2 separate regions of the Mus musculus genome follow, and region 1 is linked to region 2. The links are chromatin loops, found by intact Hi-C in ENCODE. Cell type or tissue: gastrocnemius. All regions are shown on one strand. Each heading gives the region's core, and the rest is flanking DNA. Links, peaks and the distances in the headings are about the cores only.

Evidence for each region. Peaks named below come from ENCODE experiments on the same cell type or tissue, not always from the same donor. Only the 100,000 strongest peaks of a DNase experiment are listed, where the experiment ranks them.
Region 1: it touches region 2 in a loop (5-fold over the local background); 15 of 42 quality-filtered maps call a loop at or near these places.

Annotation. Positions count from the first base shown.
Region 1 is chr6:94,616,176-94,624,498 of GRCm38, forward strand. Lrig1 (leucine-rich repeats and immunoglobulin-like domains 1) reads right to left here. Exons shown (of 19, transcript NM_008377.2): 8 at 6,440-6,583; 9 at 4,078-4,158; 10 at 1,071-1,142; 11 at 214-285. Among named protein-coding and RNA genes, the nearest start is that of Mir7041, 14 kb to the left of the region's middle. In gastrocnemius, for the core only: a CTCF peak has its summit at 6,987 (motif pointing right); DNase peaks (open chromatin) are centred at 2,283, 4,905 and 6,996; H3K27ac peaks cover 7,233 bases.
Region 2 is chr6:94,697,005-94,705,327 of GRCm38, forward strand. It overlaps Lrig1 (leucine-rich repeats and immunoglobulin-like domains 1), which reads right to left and starts at 3,141. Exons shown (of 19, transcript NM_008377.2): 1 at 2,458-3,141. The coding sequence starts at 2,681. In gastrocnemius, for the core only: a CTCF peak has its summit at 4,267; DNase peaks (open chromatin) are centred at 1,701, 2,658, 3,305, 3,845 and 1 more place; H3K4me3 peaks cover 4,802 bases; H3K27ac peaks cover 4,693 bases.

The DNA of each region.
Region 1 (8,323 bases), core at 301-8,300, 81 kb before region 2:
CCCTGTGACCCCAAAAGTCCAAAACGTTTGCTATGTCAGCATTTCAGAAAGAATCTGCCACCCCCATCCAGAGCTAAGTCCCATCCGGCATTTTGCTTTTAAAGACAAGTCCTATCTGACCTCTAAACAATCACAGCTATTACAGAAAATGAGCACAATGCAATTACAAGTCTCCACTCATGCCAGTGAGGCCATGGGTTCCCAGGTACTCACAGCTCTTTAAGGTTCTTCATCTTTGCAAAGGCATCAAACTGGACAGACCTGATTGCATTCTCTCCAAGGTTCCTGAAACAGAACACAGTACTTTGTGCTTAGGAGCTATGGGCAGTTGTCAAATGTGTGGCCAAGTGAGGACACTTGGGGGTTTTTCAGGCCAGCCCTGGTTCACAGATGACCCACAGGTGCTAGCCATACCCCGTGTGCCAGATCCACTGGGAGAGGCTCTCGGTTCTCCTGTTGTTGCAAGCACACAGAATGACTTGGGAGCAAACCAACCTAAGAGCAGCCTTGACGTTAGGTAGAAAACTGGGGAAAAATTTACCCAGAATAAAGGCTTACTTTGATTCGAAGATAAAACTAAGAGCCAGGAACTAGAAGCATCCACTCCCAACTGCAGTATGAACATCTCAGGACTAGCGTTCCTCAATCAGTTCCAAGGTCCCATAGGCAAGCACCCCAGTAGAAAAGCTCCCAGCATGCACTAGGACAGGGAGCTGTTAAAGGGGGAGGGGTATTGCCTGGCTTTGCTAGAATAAAGTATCCTTATGAAAGTGGCGAGAGCTTAGGGACCCTTTAAGGAGTCTGATGCATGGTAATATAGCCCAACAGGTGGGAGGAAGGTGTTTGTTCAAATACCAATCACATTAATTGGGAGCACAGCAGCAGACTATATGCTCTGTGAGTGTTCCTGGCAGAGGCAAAAGAAAGGCCAGAGTTGAAGCTGACTTATAATGAGAAGGAAGCAGATGGTGTTTCCAAACAGCCTGTTTCTTGGTTTACAAAGAAGTGGTTACTCCCCCGGCAGCCACGCTTGGCAGGCAGGGCCAGGCAGGGTCTGGCAGGGTACTTACAGGTGTTCCAGGCTTTCCAGGCCCGAGAAGGCTCTCTTAGCCACAGATTTGATCTTGTTTCCAAACAGAGTCCTGTAGTTTCCAAACATCCAGGCCCAGGGTAGGTAGGTAGAAAGGGACCGAGAAGCAATCGAGAAAGAAAGCACACAATCAGGGCAGTGCTGCCTGACACCCGTCTGCAAGAGGCAGGTGCACTGCAGACCTGTAAGGGGATTACAGGGCTGGGGTGCACAGGCCATCCCCACCCTGAAATGAAATGTCTCTAGCTCTATTACATTTCACGGTGATGACAGGCTGAAATTGCATGTTCCACCCAGTCTCAAGAGAGCCCTTGTAGTGTCAAGCGGAAATCGCCATGGCCAGGCCATGCTGTCTTTCCTGGGACCACCCAAGGGGGTGGGGAGTTTGTTAAGGTAGTGCCCTTGCAGAGAAAACTAGGCTGGTTACTGTTTCAGTGAGAAGCAGCAGGGTCAGAAGGCAATAGAAACTGGGACTAAAACCTGCCATCCACTTCTGTGCACTGCACTGTGGGCATAAAGGGTCCCAACTAACCAGCAGAGAACAGGAAGAGGGCATCCATCAAGATAGCCCCGTAGCTCTTTGCGTCTGCCATGCACTATAGTGGCCAGGATGTAGCTGCCCTGATGATATTTACCCTCCTCTCAGGGTCTGCAGAAGAGGCTCTGCACTGTGGCCCAGGTAGCTGGAAGGCAAAGCTCCTTCCTTTGCTTTTGAGGTGCATCAAAGGTATGCGCTAACTCAACACAAGCATGTGTCTGCTCAGGGCACGACAGTGATGCCTAATGAGCTCTGCCCCTCGAGGGTAATGTCTTCCAGCATTTTCTATCAGGCATGTTACATACATAGGCTGGAGGCCTGGGAAATCAGAACCAGCAAGTCCAGGCAGCAGTGGACAGAGGAAGCTTCTGAACAGAGCTAGCCTGGCTCACCTCTTCCCAAAGAGAGGAGAAGCAGGGCTAAGATCTGGACTAGAGGCTATCTTCCACCTATGTCAGACTGATTCCCTCAAGGGAAGACAAATACTAGCCTGCCTGTGACCATGGCCTCGCCATCACCCACCATGTGGCCTGAGCTTCAGACTAACTGTCAAGGCTCTGAAGGGACACGGGGCAGAAACAGGCTGGCCTGCAGGAGCACGGCCCCGCATCCCAGAACAGCCTCCTACAATGCAAAGAACACAGACAGAGGTGGCGGATCCACCTGCCCCCAAGGGCCCTGCCAGAGCACACCATGAGGCCTCCTAAGTCCTGTTTCATTACAGATTCTGGCCCCAGGGGCCCCTGTGGTCAGTTCAGCCTTAGACAAAACCTACTGTTTCCTGACTTAGGGCAAACAGCCAATGGCCCTTCTATCTCCCCTCTCTCTCACAGGCAATCTGGGTGGACAAGAAAACAATCTCATCCTGAAAAGACTTCCACAACTCGCAATCTGGAATTCTAAAATAAACCAAATGCCAGAAGCCCAGTGGCCATGTTCACTTTGGCTCCTTAGCCACAAAACTAGCAGCAAATAACAGCTCACGGGGCACTGAACCCCAGTGCCTGCGAGTCTGCCAGCTCCTGCACTTACTCAGATCCCACAAGCAGGGTACCATGTGCTCCGGGGCCTAGTAAAAACAAGCTGAGCTGTTTAGTGAAATCTCCTGTAAACCAGATCTAGGAAAAGCTGTGCCTTGTTTCATCCATTAAATATTAGTCACGTTGACCTCTTACAGTGAGGGCAGGCTGTTACTTCTAATGGTGACAACAGCAATAAAACAAATTCTCAAATTCTCAATTACACAGTGCCAATCATACCACTGATAGGCTCAAACAGGCCCTGACCTCCTCTCAGCACACATCGGTGCCTCCCTGGACTGGAAGGGTGCTCCAGGGAAGAGGTGGCTAGCCTGACCTCCCTGCTAAGGACTCAGACAGGCAGTGATCTCAGATGTCACCTCTTACACATCTGGCCAGCCCAGCGTAGGCTCCCAAAAGCCATTTCAGTGCTTGCTAAAGCAAGCACAAAGGCACCATGGGTGTACAGAGTGCGGAACGTGTCATGGTCGGCTTTGTATTCACGGCCTTGGAAGGAGCCATGGCATGGACAAGCCTTCCTCACAATGTGGAGTGCCCATCCTGACAGGAAGCCAGGGTCCCACTTCTGTGTACTCTACCTATCCCCCTTTACGTGTGCCCTACACAGAACACCCTCTTCCCCTCCTGATCAATGTCAGAGGTGGACAGGGGTCGGGCGGGGGCTGCTTCTACACAGGTCGCTCGAGGTTCTCTTGAAGTTCTTCTGTGAGGTCCAGAAATGCCCCCTCCCTCACAAGCTGGCATGGACAGGCCCCCAGCAGCAGAACTGCAGAGCATTCTGCAACTTGGGCAAGAGAACAAGTATACCATATCCAGGGGTACAAATCCGAACCTGCCACCTGCCAGGTCCTGGGCTAGTTCCCTTCACTTGTCTCTGGAGCTCTAAAGGCTGCATAATGGAGCCTGCACACAGACATGTACCTACTACAGCAGTGGACGAATTCTAGGAGGGCAGGACAAAGACTCTCCAAACTGAATTCAAAGTAGCTATGACTAGTGCTCTTGGTGATGGCTGCTTCTACTTGTGATTATAATTAGCAACAAAAAGACTGACAAGAGCCTCAATACTACTGAAAGGTACTTCACACATCTCTAGAAACTAAAGAAGGCAGCAACACCCCTCTGTGCAGAGGACAGAACATATAGGTGCTTTCAGATGGGCTGTAAACAGGACCAAGCCCAGCAGCCCTAAGGACCACCACACACTGACAGTATGAAGACTGTGAGAGTGGCCTGTGAGCCACTGCGGATTCCTCACTGTAGCCCTCAGCCTCTTCTCTGCACACAGCAGAAGGCCTGCTGCTGTCCTCTGTGGTCCCAGGACACAGGAGACTCAGGGGAGCTGCATGAGTGGCACCCCTGCATCCCAGAGCTTGCGGAACCGCACACTCCCAGTCTGAAATACTCACAGCTTGCTGAGGTTGTCAAGCCCCGTAAAGGCACCACTGGTATCCTCGATTGTACCCGAGATCTCGTTATGGTCCAGGTCCCTAAGAAGGAAACAGAAGGCAAGTTCACCCACTATCTTAAGCTCTGCCTTTGTTCTCCACCATGAAGGGAGACCAGCCCCACACCCAGGCTTTCACTAGGAGCCGCAAAGCATCCAGGTGCACCCCAGGGGGCCCAGCAGCATGCATTGCCAGGAGAAGTATGGCCCTGAGAACGTCCTGTTGTTCTTTTTTGTGTACTATCAGCATGACCTTGCTTCTGCTGCTTCCAACAAAGCCAGCCCGCCCACCAACCAATCTGGCTGGCCTCAGGGAGGGAAATAGTAGAGACAGCACAAGAAGAAGCCAGGCTTGCACACACCTCTCTGAAGCAGACCTCTAACCCAAAAGATTCCTAACCATTTCTGTCTACTCTTAGCCACAGTCCTCTCTCGGGTTCAACCAGGACACTGGAAGGCACGTGGAAGGAAGAGGTGGCGGCGAAGGAGCTGGGCCCTGATGTTCCTCCAGGCCGGCCTGGAAGCCTAGGGCCTGCACCCTGCTCCTCGTGAGGCTTATGTAGCACTGGATACTGAGCCAGAGCACACATCTGGGTGCTGAGTCAATCTTGTGACCCACTTGCCAGGACAGGAAAAAGGAGGCCAACTACTCGGCCCCAGGCTGTCTGGATATGGTCAGTGCTTCAGCTTCCTCCCTGAGCTTCCAAGGGCAGGTCACGCTGCCCAGCCACACGCACCTGGCAGCCAGACCCCTACTCTCACATTCACTCTTTCCAATTTTTCACAGAGCCCTGGTCCCTGCACATCCCCTGCACGAGTCCCTGCAGATATGGCCAAGGACAGAAAGGGATGCAGCTCTTGGCTCTGGGAAGACGCTGGAAAGTCATTGCCAGCTGGGAGTGGAGCTGGGACGAAAGTACACAATGCTTGCTCTGACCTTCACTTTCCAGCATGAAGCTAAAAGAGAATGTGCTGCTGGAAGGGACCTCTGCTCTCAACGAGTCCCACCCTGTCATCTTTAGACTGAGTACAGCAGAGACTGCGGTTCTGTGTGCCTGTCTTCCTGCTCTGGGCCTTGCCTGCCAAATTAGTCCTCTCTTTCTGGCCTGCTCAGCTTGAATGTTTCTGGCCTTTCTGTCCGGGCCTCGGAAGGGCTCACAGACTGACCTGGGCTCGGATAGCTTGCTTGGCACTAGCTCCCCATCCCTGACTCAAACCTGAAGCCCACTCTGCCTGGTGCAAGTGCAGAGGCCTCCCTCCAGGCACAACGACAGGCTTGCTCCCCCAGCAGACCAGGCTGCAGAAGAAAGCTGTGGAACTGCTACCACTATCTGTGGAAGACTGTGTGCCCTTCTGGGGGGTTTTAGACTGAAGGCTGCTAGGAGACAGCCTAGCGTTTACAAGTGAAAAAAGTTCTATGAAAAGTCCCAGAAAAGCACCCTCAGCAGCTTCTAGCAGCCTCACCCATCTGACCCTTCAAAGGACATGGTATTCTCACTTTCTCTTTCTTACACCACTCCTGAATGAGGACAAGGACACAGGACCCTCACTTCTATCTTGGATACCAGGTCCACTAAAGAGCTTCAAAGAAAGAGCAGAAAAGTAGCCATGGTACTGAGTTACAGAAAACAATACATAGGATTTAAGAACGGAAGACAGGACTGGGGGTGTGGCTCAGTAGAAGAGAATTTGCCTATTACACATAAAGCTTTGGGTTTGATCCATAGAAACCTTAGGAAAAAATTCTCAAAACGTACATCCAGGCCTGGAGGCTCACATACCTGTAATCCTAGCCCTTGATGCAAGAGGATGGCCACAAGTTCAAGGCCAGCCTCAATATATGAGCTTGAGGCTAACCTGAGCCAGAGAACCCAGTCTTTAAAAGCAAATGAACAAAACCACTACCATACCCTCTCTAAAAGAGAAATAAATGAGAGGTCACAACCAAAAGAATGGAGCAGAGACATGCAGGACTGTGTGAATGTTGCTGCAGATACCCTATGTAGAAATGCTTTTCCAGACCCACCCATCCCATCCGGCCAAGTGTACTGAGAACTATTGATAACAGTGATTTTTCAAGAGTCCTCATCCTGCAATAGGCACCACTGTGGGAAAGGAAGGATTTTTCTGCTCAGTAAAGGAAGGATTTAACTGTTCAGCAGTTATTTTTGGTTCTAGTCCTTGTTCCTGTTGCAGACCAGCTTACAGCCCAATTCTGACTACAAGCCAGCAAGAGGGAATCTCAACAAAGCAAGTGCTTTGCTGTGTGCTCTCCCATCTGGGGACCCCCTTCATGCTGTCACCCTCAAAAGCACAATTCTTACAAGACCCGCAGACTCTTGAGTCCCTTGAAGGCGCCTTCAGCAATGTGACTGATGGCGTTGTGACTGAGGCGCAGGATACTGAGGCTGCTCAACTCCGCTAGACTCTCCTCATCCAGCCGCGTGAGGTTGTTGAAGGACAGAATCCTAAGGAAGAAAGAAGAAGACAAATGTCACCACTGAGCAGCTATGTGGGTGCCCTATTCTCTCTTGTCTTCAGTTGTGTCTCATGCCACAACTGGCCTGACCTCCCTGGAGACAGGAGACTGAAGCATGTCCACAGGACTCCTGCTGTCAGAAGACCATCAGGTCAACAATCACCTAGTTTGATAACTATCATGCAAGCCATGAAACCAGTACCACAGAGCTGAGAACTACCGCTTACATACACTGTAAAAACCTGTCATACAACCCAAATCCCAAGGCGCCAAACCCCTCCACTGCATGTCTTGGTGTAGGAAATGAAGGACCTATCTTGATGGAGACTGACACAACAGAACCTGGAATTCTGTACTGAGCAACTGAGCCACAGCTACACTTGCTGTATCAGCCAGCAGAGGGCACCATGAGCCACTGCCTGGGACAGCCACACCAGGGGAAGACCCTGACACTAAAGGCTCAGGCTGTGACTTGTACACCGCTCAACAGGGATTGGGCGCCAAAGCATACCTTTTGCTAGAACCAAACCCCCTTCCTAGCACTACTGCAGGTGTGCACTACACTGGGTAGGTTTATGTAACATTAGTTATCTATGGTTGGAAATGTTAAGTCTGGACTGGTACAAAAGGAACAAAAATGAATTGGTGGAAGATTAATGCAGTTTTAAAGGTGACAGTGACCATATTCTGTCCCTATTAAGAGAAATATGTCACAGTGTCTATCAGTTGCAAAGACCTAGCAGGAGACCATCGTTACATCCTCATGTGCAATTAAAGAATTTAACTAAAAGGCAGGGTAAGAACACACTGCAGAGCAACCCTATATCTGGCTCTGACATTTTCTAAAATGGAGCAGATCGCTAGGACTAGTCTAATACACTCAAGTGAACCTTCTCTTCCTCTAAATGGCACAGGAGATAGCGTAATGTTGTCCGCCATGCAGAAAGGGAAGGAAGGAACTCAGGGGTCTGCCTGCGAGTTTTCCCTTTCCATGTAGCCCTAACTCAAGGGGCCCACACCGTTCTGGTGTGTTCCATAAGACTGTCCTTACTTGGGAACTAGACTGAACACCTTCAAGGCCTCTCTTTTCCCTACAAGTCCGAGCTCCCAACAAAAGCCTCGGTCAAAGCCATGGGCAGTGGTCAGCAGGAGCACCTCTAGGTGGCAGGAAGCTAAACTCAAAGAATGCACACTAACACAGAATGGAAGAGAAATGAATACAAAGCAAGGGGCAGGACTGTGGCCTTTCACAAAGCACAGGGACTGGCTAAAGTATGAACCCTGGGTAATGACAGACACACTGAGAGCGAGATCAGAATAGAGAAGACCAGAGGACAACAGGCTGCAGGAGTCATCATTGGGTTCCAGGGTCTCTAACTATTCCTGCTGAGATAAACAAATACAAGAGAGGCTGAGTAAGGTGCAACATTTCTACCAATCATATGCTTTGGTGGGTCAATCTTTTCCTATACCCAAGCCTAGCCAAAGAAGATAAAAAGAGAAACCCTGAATTTCTCAAAAGTAAACCTACTGGACTATACAGTGTCTATTAAACTAAAAGAACTCCCAGATGAGGGACAGGGACAAAGGGGCAAAAGATGCTTGATGAGTCCATGGCTCTGGCAGTGTTAGTGTGTTTGCTGTGAGGGCATGGCCAGGCCACCCAGGCCACGCCCTCCCCATCATGGAAGTCTGTCACTACCATTCTCAGAAGCAAGGGCACAACCTA
Region 2 (8,323 bases), core at 31-8,030:
TGCAGTGAAAATACAAGATACTTTATTGTATTACATACGGAGACTTTCTCCACTGCTATCCTGCCAAAAAGTAAAAGCAATGGTTTAAAAGGAAAGTGCTGGTATTGGAGATACGGTTCAGAAGTAGCTGAGCTTGCCCAGCCTCGCGTGCTGCAGCCCTTGGGTGCAACCCTCAATACCAGTGGGGGGAAATATGTTGAGAAACATGAAGGTTAGGAGACAATTCACACTTGATTTCACTTTAAGCAGAAATAAAATAAACTCGTGAGTATTCTTCAAAGGCCCGTGTGTGTGTGTGTGTGTGTGTGTGTGTGTGTGTGTGTGTGCGCGTGCGTGCGTGCGCGCACATGCCACATACTAACCCAGAAACCAAACTGCTTGAATATTAAAACTAATCCATTAAAACCATCTTCAGTAGAGGCCTATCTCCTGAAGCCCAGAACACTCAGTCTGGTATTTACTGATCACTAAATTGTGTGAGTAAGAGAGACTACAATTTTAAAGGTATTTATGCTGTGTGAATTGTCACTTGTAGGCAACTGAAAGCCTAAAAATGACCAGCAAGTTCTGCTCCAAGGAAGGGCAAGCCAAGGTAGGTCTTGTGACAAAAAGAAAGTACAAATAAGAGCACTCTGTCCTCTCCAGGAAGTGTGGCTTGGGAACGGAGAGCCTTCCTCAGAACACCCCTGACACATGGCTTTGCAAGTCTTCCAACAAGTGAACACTTGAGAACATTCTCTGACTCTACCCACATAGTTCTATTATTTAATAATAATAATAATATTCCATCTTAAGTATGCAAAAAAAACCCCAAAATGTCCCCAAACTGCCTCAGTTATTAATAGATAAAAATCTTAGCAGAGAGCAATAGTGTGTCTACCTCCCAGTAACTGACAGAGCCACTGTTCAGCCCCACTCTAAGACCAGGCATTTTCAGTAGTGAATTCCAGAGAGGAAGCAGATACTGAAGAAGAGAAAAATCCTCAAGGCAGCAACAGTAGCAGAAGGGTCTTTGCTGGCTTCAGAACTCCCACAGCAGATTGCCCAAGTGACCAATGTGAAGACCCAAGCCCCTCACTCTAAGAATACAGTCTTCTTGTTAGAAAAGAATCAACTTCTCTCCTTCAAGACGGTCAGATACCCAGCCCCTAGTTTTCTGCAATGAAGCCACAGGTGTGAGTTAAAGCCTGTGTCATCAATTTTCGCTTTTTAAAACAGCAAATGTCATGACTGAAGCTACTGCTGTACTACTTCTGTGTCCTAGGAAAGACATTCAAAAGCTCAAATGAGACGCAGACTACTCAAGCTAGGCCTTTCTCTGGAAGGTACTAATAGTTCTAGAGATGCTAATTACTGATAGCTGAGCAAGATTCGACTCAAAGGTCTAGGTTTTTTTGGTTTTTTATTTGTTTTGTATTGTTTTTTTTAAGAATAACAATGCTATTCTACTCCACTTTGTTTACAGAAATCTAATGTTCCCAACGAACCCCAATCCCAGCAGCACAGAAGTGCACCTAAACTGACAGAGCTAGCCAGGCCCCCTGTCACCTTCTCCCATAGTAGCACTACTCCACAACTAACTTGTGCCATTTATGGAGGAGAAACTCGAGGGTAGGAGCAGACCCAGCCCCAGTGGATCAAGCCCAAGGGGACCCCAGGGAACAGACAGGAAGGGATCTGGAACACAGTTCCTGTACTTGCCAGCCATGCGGAAAAGAGCTAACAGCCACACTCAGACATCTCCAAGAACTGTCTCAAAGCTTCTCAACTCCTGGCTTCTTCAGGACAGGGTCCCTTTTGCCCTGGCCAATGCCAAGTCAAGCCACCACGATTGTCTGGTGATCAGGAGACTGCAACACATACTCACTAATACACAGTATAAATAGCATGAACCCTGGAGATGTGAGTCACTGTCATTCATTACCAACTGAAGGTAAGTTGAGGGAACTCAAGACACCTAAGGGCTGGGTTACATACAGCACAGGAGAAAAGATACAGCCATGGATCCCAATCCCAACACAGGCTCCTACACTCTGCCATTGCGTCCGTCTCACATGCACACAAATTCGCTCACCTCCACTCTACACACACACATATTTCGCGCTCCACAGCACTCTCACTCAGTTTCAAATCACAAACCGGTGGCTCACCTCCACGGCCCACACTCGCTGACTTCCAGACTTCACGAGGCACACTCGATCACCCTTACAGGATCACTCATGTCCTGCATCCTCTCCACAACACACGCTCGCCGCAAGGCAGGCTCCTCCAGAATCACGCTCACCTTCAAACCCCAGAAGCAGAGTCCTCTCTCCCGAGCTCCCACGCGTGACCTCCACTCGGCCACCCACAAGTCTCCCCAGCCCACAGAGCGCACTCCGCACCCTCTCCGGCTGAGCACACCAGCAGCCCCGTCTTAGTGACAGCGCCCGGACGAGAGGCAAAGGCGATACTCACAGGCTGCGCGTCCAGGAGGGCAGGTCCCGGGGCAGCGTCGCCAGCCCGCGCCCACTGCAGTCCAGCGAGTCCCCGGCGCAAGTGCAGGCGGCCGCGCAGGGGGCCCGCGGGCCAGCCTGGGCGCCCGCTGACTCCGGCCATTGCAGTAGCAGCAAGAGCAGCCAGAGCAGAAGGCGAGGCGCAAGGCGCGGGGCTCCGAGCACTCCCGGACCGGGCCGCGCCATCTTGTCTGGAACGCGCCGCGAAGCCGGGGAGCGAGGGCTGCGAGGTGCGGGCGGCCGCGGGCGCGGGCTGCGCTCGGAGCTAGGCTCCGCGCCGGGACATGGACGCCCGACTCCAGTCGGCTCCGGGGCCGCGGCGCTCAGCCGGCACGCTCTGCCCGGGCCGCTTCGCAGCACCCTGCGGGGACCGCCACCCCCGCGCCCATCCGGGCCGAGCCCCGCGCGCGGCGAACTCTGTGGAGTCCCGCAGTGAGTGCCCGGCCGCCGCTGCTCGTCCTTCCCGCCGCGCTGAGAGTCGCCTTCAGAGCTCGGGCGCACGCCGAGAGCCGCCGCCTCTGAGGACTGAAAACGCTTAGCCTCGGCCTCTGCGCGTGGCGCGGGCGGGCATCTCACTGAGGGCGCTGAGCTGATGATAGCCGTGGACCCCACGCGCCTGCCCGTCCCGGAGCGGCCGGAGCGCACCGTGCCTCAGCGCTGCGAACAATCAGCGGCCAGCCGCTCCGCGGTCCAGCCCCGCGGCCCCAGGCCCCGCCCCGGCTGCTCGCCCTCACACACCCCTCCGATGGGGCCCCGGGGCGCAGATCGGCCCACGTTGGCTGCAGGGCTACAGCATTACGCCCCGCCCTGCCCGTTGCTCATTGGCTCCTGGAGCGCCTTTTTGGCGTCCTAACCCATAAGAGCGCTCGCTCCCTGAGGTCCCGCCTCCGCTCGCTTTTCCCACCCAAGGTGTGAAAGGCGGGGACGGGGCGGGGAAAAGGAGAGGCGTGCTGCCTCCTCTTAAAGGAGACTTGTAGGGTTTTGGCTACCAAGTACCAGAATCTGGAAAAGTGGCCTAAGCTTCGGTCCATTGAGCCTAGGAGAAGAGAGAAAGTTTGTAATCCACGGGTTTGGGAGCTATCTGGACCCAAGGTTTATTCTGCTCTCCTAAACTAAAAACATCATGGTGGATTTACAGCAAACGAGCACCCTTTTTCAGGTGCCTTGCAAAAGAAAAAAAAAAAAGATTTAAAACTTGCTTTCATGAGTTTCTCAGCTATTTCCTCAGAGGTGGGGCCCCCTTTCCCATCTGTGCTCCACACTCGTTCTTCTTGATATCTTTAATCCAGAAATGTGTCCTTGACTACCGAAATGACTGTGTGCTGCAGAAATTGAATCTTGAGGGCACGCCCACTTCCCCGCCCCTAGTTAGTTGAAGGATAGTTCGGGAAGTGCTCTGGACTTGGATAAAGGGGGTTGCTGTGGTGGTGTGTTTTGTTATTGAAAATCAGTGCCTTTAAAATACAATTTCCAAGAAATTATCCGTGACGTGCTCTTTATAGACAGTGAGAGAGGTGGGGGGAGGGAGAGAGGAGAGAGAGAGAGAGAGAGAGAGAGAGAGAGAGAGAGAGAGAGAGAGAGAGAGAGAACCTGTTAGTTTGGCAAACACGGATCAGAATAGATTGATAGCCGCCATGTGAAACAGTGCTTGGACATAGGCGAGCACACGCGCGCGAACACACACACACTTAATGGAGTGGGGCGGGGGGGCGGGGGGAAGAGATTAGCACTGTAATACATATCTGCCGCCTCTGGGCGGTTTGACTTGCTGATGTCCGAACTGCACACAGGGTCAGGGAAACTAAGGCGCTGGAGTCTTCTGGAAAACATTTGTTCCAGCACGGTTAAATCTAACTTAGGCTTTATAGAAAGGGAGTAGGAACGCTGTTCATCGGGAAGAAAAACACCGAACAGTTAAAGGGATTTCATTACATGTTTGACATATTCAAGAAATACGATTTGATGCTAAACGTGGCTGTCCCTCAAGTTTTGCTTTTTTTTTAAACCAAAATTGGACCTGTATTTAGTAGTCAGGTGATTGTTGCCTAGCTGTCTGTGCTTTCTGTCTCTTTCTTTCCTTGCCTTCTTTCTTCCTTCTTTTTTGATTGTTTGAGTCTCATCATGTAGCCCAGACTCCCTCAACCTTATTATGCTCCTGTTTCAGTCTTCTGGAACAACTGGCATTACAGGTGTGTGCAGCATGCCCGGCTTTGTTTGCCATTCTTTTCATCCTTACACCAGCCTTCCCTTTCTCCTGATTGCCTACACTATAGAGCAATGCTGTTGGGTTTCTCTCCCATTTTCTGTATATCTCAGAAGTGATGGTGAAGCAGTGTCCACACGTGCATAAATTAAGCCAAATGTAATACCTCAGAAATCTTAACAGGAAAGCTCCAACTAGTATCTGTGTGCACATGCACGCATGAGCAGGAACATATGTGCTACACATGCAGTCCACATTAGCATACACCTTCCAACTGGATAAGGAGAAACAGGTCTCCTTGTTTTCATGCCCTTGGGTAGAAATAGGAAGCTGGGGAATGGAATATACAAGAGCTGCAAATTGGAGTCCTCTATCATGGTGCTTACGAATTTCAAGACAAAATAGTACACTTTAAAGATTCCTTTTATTTTTAATTGCATATGTGTGTGCATGTACGTATGTCTGTGAGTATGTATATGGGCATGAGTGCAGGACATCCAAGGAAGCCAACAGCCACTGTAGCTTAACACAGGTAGTTGTAAACCACCTGACATGGATGCTGGAAACGGAATTCTCTACAAGAGGAATACTTAACCACTGAGAAATCTCTCTGCCCCCCACCTTCTTTTTCTTTGAAACAACATCTCACTATATAGTGAGGCTAGCACCAAACTTGCAGCAATCCTCCTGCCTCGGCATCCCAAGGGCTGGGACAAAAGAGTAATTTAGACCAGTAGGATGGTAGAATGAGAGAGCAATTTGATCGTTGAAACTCACAAGGTGGAAGGAGAGAGCAGATTCCTGCAGGCTATCCTTGGCCTCCACACATGAGCACGCACGCGCGCACGCGCGCGCGCACACACACACACACACACACACACACAAATCTAATTTAAATTTTTATTTTAAATTTGTAATGATTTTTTTTTAAATTTATGTGTATGTGTGTTTTGCCTACATATGTCTGGGCAACACATGCATGCCTGGTGCCCACAGAGGTCAGAAGTGATAATCATATCCCCTGGCACTGGAATTACAGACAATCTTTAAACAAAAGAATTATTTAATGCAGAATGCTTGTGATCAGCTCTCCCTTAAAGAAACTTGCCAGGTCATCCCCACCCTGCCCCTGCATCAAGCAGCATAGTACACACAGTTCATCACAAGTCATGAAACCTGGCTGGAGATGACCTTCAGGCTGGTCACCACAGTAGAGTGTTCCAAAAGGTTCTCAAACGCTGTGGGTGGGACTATGAGATGCACTTGGGAACTCCTGGCATCCTAGAGGACAAGGTTTGAGAATCTGCAAGGTAATTTGCCCACAGGTGTACAGCATCCCCTGTGGTCTGGTTACCACACCACCAGAGAAGAGGATTCCAAACAGAGGGAGTGAGTCTTGGGGGGAATGGGGCGCCTGAGCCTTGGCAGTTCTTCTCGTCTACAGCAAAGCATGAAGTCATGTCTGCTCCTCACACCATGTATGGAAGTCTGCCCACATACTAGCAACCTGCATGCGATTGCACCAAGAGTGTGGGCTGGAGAGCAGAAATCCAGCTTAGGAAAGAATCGTCTGTAGCTACAACCGAAGATCAGGAAGAGAACACCAAGGGGGACTTTTAAGGAAAGCTACCTGCTAGAACAGGTCACGGTCCTTCCAGCAAAGAGCTGGTCCTCATTTTTAATCTGTGCTTTATCTTTTTTATTTATTTAATCTAGTGCTTTAATTTTTTTAACAGTGTCTCATACACTCCAGGGTAGTCTAGAACTTAATAGGTAACAAAGAATCGCCTTGAGCTCCTGATTCGCCTGCCCCTGCCTCCTGAGTACTTGAGTCATCTATAGAAGCTTTCTAGATTTTACAGTTTGCAGAAACCAATGCCCAGAACCAACACCCCTAAGAATCAGTCAAGGTTTCTTGCATCCAAAAGTCTCAGCAATACATCATGCTAATCCCAGTGCTAGAAGCCCAGAATTAGCAAACTGCACTGAGAAACACACACACACACACACACACACACACACACACACACACACACACACAAAACAGTATAGGAAAGGAGCCAGCAAGCTGACTCTGTGGGCAAAGGCACTTGAGGCACAAGCCTGAGGACTTAAGCTCTAACCCCAGAATCCATATAGAGGGAGAAGGGGAGAATCAACTCCACAAGGTTGTCCACTGACCTCGACATGTGTGCTGTGGCATGAGCATACACCACCCCCAACCTCCACATACTTTTTTTTTTAATCAGAAAAGCAGGTTGATCATGGGGATTGTTTGAAAAGTCCAACTTTCAAGAGTCAGAATTATGGCTTCTTGGTATCAAAAGAGAACTTACATTATTTTTGGTGCACTAAAAAAGCATTGGAGTCTTCAGCATAGCTCAGTGGCACCGCCCTTGCCTGGCATGCATACATCACCAGTTTTGCAATTTAATAATAATAATAATAATAATAATAATAATAATAATGAAGTCCCCTGAGCAGAAATCAAAAGCCCTGGCTCCAGCCTTGTTACTAGAAACCTTTGTCCAGTTATGTCTTTTCTTGAACTTCAGTGTTCCCACATGGCAAAGGGGAATGATGCCCTCTGTGTGTGAGGGGGTTTAAAAATGATCTAGTTTGAACTGGGGAGCTAGCTCAGTGGCTAAGAACCCGTGCTGCAAAGCATGAGGTTCTGAGTTCAAATTCCCAGCACCCCTATAAGATGCTGGGCATAGCCTGTAACCCCAGAGCTGGGGGGAGATTGAGATGGCCAGGCCTTGGTATCTGTCAGCCTAGCTCCAAGTTTAGTGAGAGATCCTGCTGCAAGGGAACAAGGCAGGGAGTGGTAGAGTAGGACAGACACCAAGGTCCTCCTCTGGCCTCCCCTTACATGTGTGCATGGGTACACATATATGCACAAGTGCTAAACAGTCTCATACAACATACCATTCTGATCAGGTATGTTATAGGCAGTGTAAGACCACATATATCTCAGGCTTCTTGGGTAAGTATTGCTAAACTTAAACTCTGAAGCAACATAAGTCCATGATTTTAATAGAGATAGAAAAATATTAGTAGGTTCTTTCAACCCCAGGCTTTTTCCCTCAGGAATGCCACAAAGGGTTAATAATTACCTGTAAAATCCCTAAAATCTCAAGAGCGATGACAGCCTGCTCTGAGCCTGTCTTGTACTTCTCTGCCAAGAAAAAAAAAAGACAACTGTGTACTCATTAACTCCTTCTTTCCAATAATCTTGTCAAGGAGATGGATGGGGAAGAGAGAAAGAGAGAGAGCTAAAGAGTCTGGGGATGGGATATGAAAGGGAATGTTGATGTCTCCCTGCCCCCAGTGCCAGCATTGTCCTCTGAGACGTGAGAAGAAGTGGGCTTATTTGTTTGTTTGTTTGGATTTGTTTGTTTGTTTCTGTGCCATCTCTGGCTATGGGAAAGCTGGCTAGTGTCCAACTGCAGCTGCCATGTCTCCACCAGCAGCATGTGTAATGCCTGTGGCTCAGCTGTGACCTGCACAGGCTCCTACCCTCCTCTCAGAACTATTAATATCAACTAACAACTGTGTGGCCCACTCCCGGACACAAGCCATCTCCTGGGGACACTTGTCATTTACCTGTGAATTTCTAATTTTA